Linked DNA regions of Homo sapiens: region 2 is linked to region 1. Evidence: chromatin contacts called from ENCODE Hi-C or POLR2A ChIA-PET data. All regions are on one chromosome and are shown on one strand. Each heading gives the region's core, a stretch centred on a gene start or an enhancer-like site at or near the end of the contact. The rest is flanking DNA. Distances are from core to core; before and after follow the strand shown.

Region 1 (2,700 bases), core at 188-2,687:
AACTTTACCTTTGAGCTTCAAATTGTTTCAATTATGTACCTTGTTTCAATTATCTGCCTCCTGACAGTGTTTCACAGCTGGGACCAGTAAGGTGGTCTATGATCTTTAACATCTGTCTTATCCTTCCTAAAATAGTATCAACTGAAGGATTAAATGGGGAAGGGGGAGGGGTAGGCAACAAATATAGACTCTATTATGTTTAAAAGCAGTAACCGCTTTCCATTTCTTTCTCATTCAACTCTCAAATGCTTCTCTTCTTTTCTCCAGATATTATTCCTCATAAGAGCTTGCTTGATTGCAACCACCAAGGACATCCACAAACCAGGGCAAGAAGGACCATCCGTAATTCTTTCCCATAAATAGTGACAGGAAGAAAATAAACGCCCTATTCTTCAATGATTTGAACCACCTCTGGAGCACAAACTTTCTCTAAATTCACAGGGCAAATATCCATCATGGGGCAGGTATCTATGCTGCCATGGAAAGTAACATAAAATGTACTAAGTCATCACAGGGAGTTTTAATTTTGTTTTTAAGGTCAATTGCCATGCTGGGGTAAAAAGCATTGATCCTTGCCTTTTATCACCGGAAAAATTCTTCACCAGTACTTTGTGAAAATCTCGCCTCATCAGGGCTGCCAAGGTCAATGCAACCTAAGTAACCAAGCTGGGAGATGCTTGCCTAATTATTAAATATTTAGCAAACAGTTTGTGACTATTTAACTGTTTGCACCTGGCACCCTCTTTTCACTACGTGAGGCCTCCTGGCACCCTGACCTCTTCCCCCACCCCTACCCACTGCCCAGGCCGCCAGCACCCCTGGGGGGCAAATACCGGGACCCAAGGGCATTTCAAAGAAACAGCAGAGGTCACATTCCATTTCCTTTTTATTAAAAAACATACTTAAAATGGGGGAGGAGGGCACAGATCTAAGGTAAAATCTCTTGCAGTTTTTTCAAGTTCGCATGCACCGTTGAAAGTTCATTAGTTAGGGATTTAAAAGCAAAAATGTTTCACACAACCAATTAAACGCCAAGCTTTACAAACGCCTTGGTCTTTGGTTTTGGGAATCTGTAAAAGTCCGCCTCCCCCCACCCGAGTTTTGCCCCTTTTAGAGCCCCTTTGTTGAATTACGTGACTTTTCCCGAAGTCATCAAACTTTGAATTGCGTCTCTAATTTTTTTTTTCAGGGCAAAAGCAAATCAAGAAATTAAACTTAAAAGTAGGCGACTCGGAGAGAAGTGGGGGAAAGCTCGCCCCAAAGCCAAGTTCCGCAGGACTAAAGCCCTCTTTGCGCGCGCGGGGCGGGGGATTGTCCCTACCTGGGGCCAGACGGCGGCGGCGGCGGCGGCGGCGGGGTCCCGGCGCCCATGGCTTCGCCGGCCTCGGGCAGCCGCGCCGGGAGACGCTAGCGGCTCCGCGCTGCCCTGAGCCCGCCGAGCTCGCAGCGGCCGCCCCAGCGCTGTCATTGGGCCCGCGCGTCACGTGGCCCGGGCTGCGGGTGAGCCTTCCCGACACGCGTAACCCTTTACCTGCACGCCCCGAGGATGCGGCGGGGCTAGGGCTCGAAACCCTGGAGTACGATGTCCGACATCCCCGGGGCCGGGGTGGCAGTCCCGGGCGCACTGAAGCAGAAAATCCACGCGCTTGTTGGCCTCTGAGCACAAACGACCGCGCCAACCGCCTGCCATCACGGGAAACTCCGGGGTGCTTACTCCAATGTTGCGCTGGAGAGAAGGGAGCTTCCTATGATCAAGGGACTGGAGTACGGGGATACACAAAACAAATGCACCCGCTGGCAAATAGTTGTGTACTCCCAAACCCCGAGAACTTGGCATTTTTCAGTTTCCTCCTTATTTCTGGCATTCGCCGCCTAGACCTGCTGTGAGTTCCATGGCCAGCCCTGTATGAGCTACATGGACCTAGAAACAGCGGGGGCGCCACCACCACGATAAAAACCAGGGAAGTTGCACACACTCGCCTGCACCCTAAAGGCCCCAGGGGGAGTTCAATGAACTCCTGGTTCCCCGTCCCCTCCTCACCCACTCCCCCTCCATCCCTTTCTTTTCCTGAGGTCTTAGGGCATTGGCCACAAGACTGCATCCAATCTACTGAGTTCCACATTCGTAGCTGTTACAATCCATATACCTAAGGCGGGTGGAGAACTGACTCTGCTTAAGGACTGGACATTCTTTTCACCTGTGCTCCAAAGCAAATGCTGAGCTTGCCAAAAAAAGTGTTAAGCAACTGCGCCACCTAGCTTACCCTCTTCTCTCTTCTTTTCAACTCATCCAGCAAGAGAATAAAATAGGATATTGGAGAGGCATCTGGACAGAGTATTATCTAAGGATGGACATAGTGTCCTTGGGTTTTCAATGTATCTACTTTAATGATGCCAGCCCCATTCACATGATATTTGCCAGGCTTTTGAGAATTTGAACACTCCATTTTTTGAATCCTTCTAATTTTGCAGTGCTGGGATTGCACGCTGTAAAGTGTTAGATTTTTGCAGGAAGTTATATGTGGTTTTACATCCTTTGTCACAATGAACGGCACTCATGTCCAACTTATAGTCGACACTTAATTGTCTACAGGATATTGATACATTTATCAAGTAGGTTATCTGTCGAAAAAGGGGTTGGTATTTGTATTGGGTTTCATTTTATTTATTTATTTATTATTATTTGAGACAGGGTCTGGC
Region 2 (2,700 bases), core at 32-2,531, 400 kb before region 1:
GGAAAAACTGCTGACAGGACATAGAAATCCAGGCAAATGGAAGAACAAAGCAACTATTACTACATGAATTAAGGCAGGCGCAGTAGCTTACGCCTGTAATCCCAGTACTTTGGGAGGCTAAGGCAGGAGGATCACTTGAGACCTGCCTGGGAAACCTAGGGAGAGACTCGTCCCTCCAAAAAAAAAAAAAAAAAAAAAAAAAAGAGCTGGGCATGATGGCATACCCTTGGTCCTAGCTACTCAGGAGGGTGAGGTGGGAGGATCACTTGAACCTGGGAGGTCAAAGCTACAGGGAGCTGTGATCATGCCATTCACTCCAGCCTAAGTGACTAAGTCACACAGCAAGACCCTGTCTCCAAAAAAAAAGAAAACAAACAAACAAAAGGTACAGGAAATACAATTCTCTATACAAATTAGGGAAACCTAATCAAAATACACTACTTAGCTAGCAGGCAACAGCAGTTACTAGTCATAATAACAAAAGCACGGAATCTGATTTAACCAAAAGCTGTGGCATAAACGTACTGTGAGGATGGGGAGAAGAGAATTATTGAATGTAGAAAGCGTAAGAACTAAATCTTTATCTCAAAAATAGAAAGTCAACAAATTGTAAAACTGGTATATCAAAACATCACTATATGAGCACATGATTTACAAATCTAGTCTTGGTGACATGGCAATGAGGTGGCAGGGGTGGGACTGCCACGTTTCATCGTAAGCGTTTTCATACTATTTCTATTTTAAAAATATGCTGTGTGCAGATGAAAATGAAAAATAGAACAAAGAAAATATCAAAGAACGTGCCTAACATCTCATAAGGATATTCTTAACTTTCCTCCCCCAACCCCAACATAGAAAGCAACACTCTTCTGCTACCTTTGTGTCTTCTTTTGTCTCCAGTGAAAGATCTGCTTGGTGTAAAGAATGCAAACTCAGGCTTTACAGCCAACAGCTCCAATACACTCAGAGAACAGAGTACACTAACTAGAAAACAAACAGTGGTTCTCAAAGTGAGGACCAGTTGCATCAGTACCACCTGGGACCTTGTTAGAAATGAACATTTTTGGCTCCTACCCCAGACCTACTGAATCGGAAAGTCCAGGTGTGGGCTCCAGCACTCTGTTTCCCCAGCCTTCTTGGTTACTGATGCTCCTGCAAGTGTGAGAACTCCTGACAGGGAGAGAATGCTGGATCCTGAGATAGAAAACCCAGATTCTCCCTGGACCACCACCAACTAAGCTCTGTGTCCACAGACAGGTTCCACACTTCTGATCACTTATTGCCTAAGGTGCGAAATGACCACACAGGCTTTGATGACTAGTTCCTCTTTTTTTTTTTTTTTTTTTGAGATGAAGTCTTGCTCTGTCACCCAGGCTAGAGTGTAGTGGTGCAATCTCAGCTCACTGCAACTTCTGCCTCCTGGGTTCAAGCAGTTCTCCTGCTTCACGCTCCTGAGTAGCTGGGATTATAGGTATGAGCCACCACACCTGGCTAATTTTTGTATTTTTAGTAGAGATGGGGTTTCACCATGTTGGCCAGGCTGGTCTTGAACTCCTGACCTCAAGTGATCCACCTGCCTCGGCCTCCCAAAGTGCTGGGATTACAGGTGTGAGCCACCGCTCCCAGCCTAGTAGAGTCTCTTTCAGTTCTAGCCTGCGGTTTTTAACTTACCACGCCCAGCTAATTTTTGTATTTTTTAATAGAGACCGGGTTTTGCCGTGTTGGCCAGGCTGGTCTCGAACTCCTGATCTCAAGTGATTTGCCCACCTCAACCTCCCAAAGTGCTGGAATTATAGGCATGAGCCACCACATCCGGCTTCCATATATTTTTTATAGCTTATTTATAATCACGCCTAAGTGCCTAAAATCAGCTTCAATTAATTGTATGGTTAAATAATTTATTCAAATTATTTTAAAAGGTAAATAGAAAAGAGGTTAGTTGAAAAGAGAAGACATTACTTACAGCTTTTTTATCAGGTTGGCTATCATCATAGCCAGTTGTAAGGTCCCTAATGGCAGAAATTTCAAATTTGCCACAAGCTTTTGGATAATTATTTTTTCCATCGTAGTTTCTGAGGTTTTCAAATAATTTCTTAATGGTTTCTTGATCATGGCAGATAAAATAGGAAGCTTTAGTAATATGGTAGCCATACCTATCAAACAAATACAAATTCATGCACATGAGGAACAAATAATTTTGTAGGGTGGACACAGAACATGTACCAACCAGTGTATTCTAAAATAAATATGGCTGGGTGTGGTGGGTCACGCCTGTAATCCCAGCACTTTGTGAGGCCGAGGCGGGCAGATCACCTGAGGTCAGGAGTATGAGACCAACCTGGCCAACATTGAGAAACCTCGTCTTTACTAAAAATACAAAAATTAGCCGGGTATGGTGACAGGCACCTGTAGTCCCAGCTACTCCAGAGGGCTGCAGCAGGAGAATCGCTTGAACCCAGGAGGTGGAGGATTCAGTGAGCCAAGATTGTGCCATTGCACTCTAGCCTGGGCAACGAGAGACTCCATCTCAAAAAATAAAATAAAATAAAATAAATAATAAAATAAATGTAACAGCCAAAACTGACGCCAAAGGAATAATTTTTAAAAGACCATTAAAACAGAGGTCTAGGCCAGGCACAGTGGCTCACGCCTGTAATCCCAGCACTTTGGGAGGCCAAGGTGGGTGGATCACCTGAGGTT

What was found. Hi-C counts contacts between places; a loop is a spot of excess contacts on that map. ChIA-PET counts read pairs that join two places held with the same protein, here RNA polymerase II (POLR2A). Pooled maps may share reads with other maps.
Region 2: a pooled map shows a loop between it and region 1 (2.5-fold over the local background). The contact joins the enhancer-like site here to the promoter of PGCKA1 in region 1. A Hi-C loop is called at or near these places in 2 of 50 pooled maps. POLR2A ChIA-PET finds 5 or more read pairs at or near these places in 2 of 52 experiments (OCI-LY7 and activated CD4-positive, alpha-beta T cell).

The regions. Positions count from the first base shown.
Region 1 is chr4:37,452,662-37,455,361 of GRCh38, reverse strand. It overlaps PGCKA1 (PDCD10 and GCKIII kinases associated 1), which reads right to left and starts at 1,437. Exons shown (of 4, transcript NM_001104629.2): 1 at 1,322-1,437. LOC124900691 (a long non-coding RNA gene) reads left to right here. Exons shown (of 3, transcript XR_007058098.1): 3 at 268-1,045.
Region 2 is chr4:37,849,637-37,852,336 of GRCh38, reverse strand. PGM2 (phosphoglucomutase 2) reads right to left here. Exons shown (of 14, transcript NM_018290.4): 12 at 1,964-2,153. Among named protein-coding and RNA genes, the nearest start is that of PGM2, 24 kb to the right of the region's middle. Within about 2 kb of position 1,281, at least 2 of the 41 ENCODE cell types and tissues checked have a DNase peak (open chromatin) inside an H3K27ac peak, as active enhancers do; they include OCI-LY7, where a contact is called at or near this core.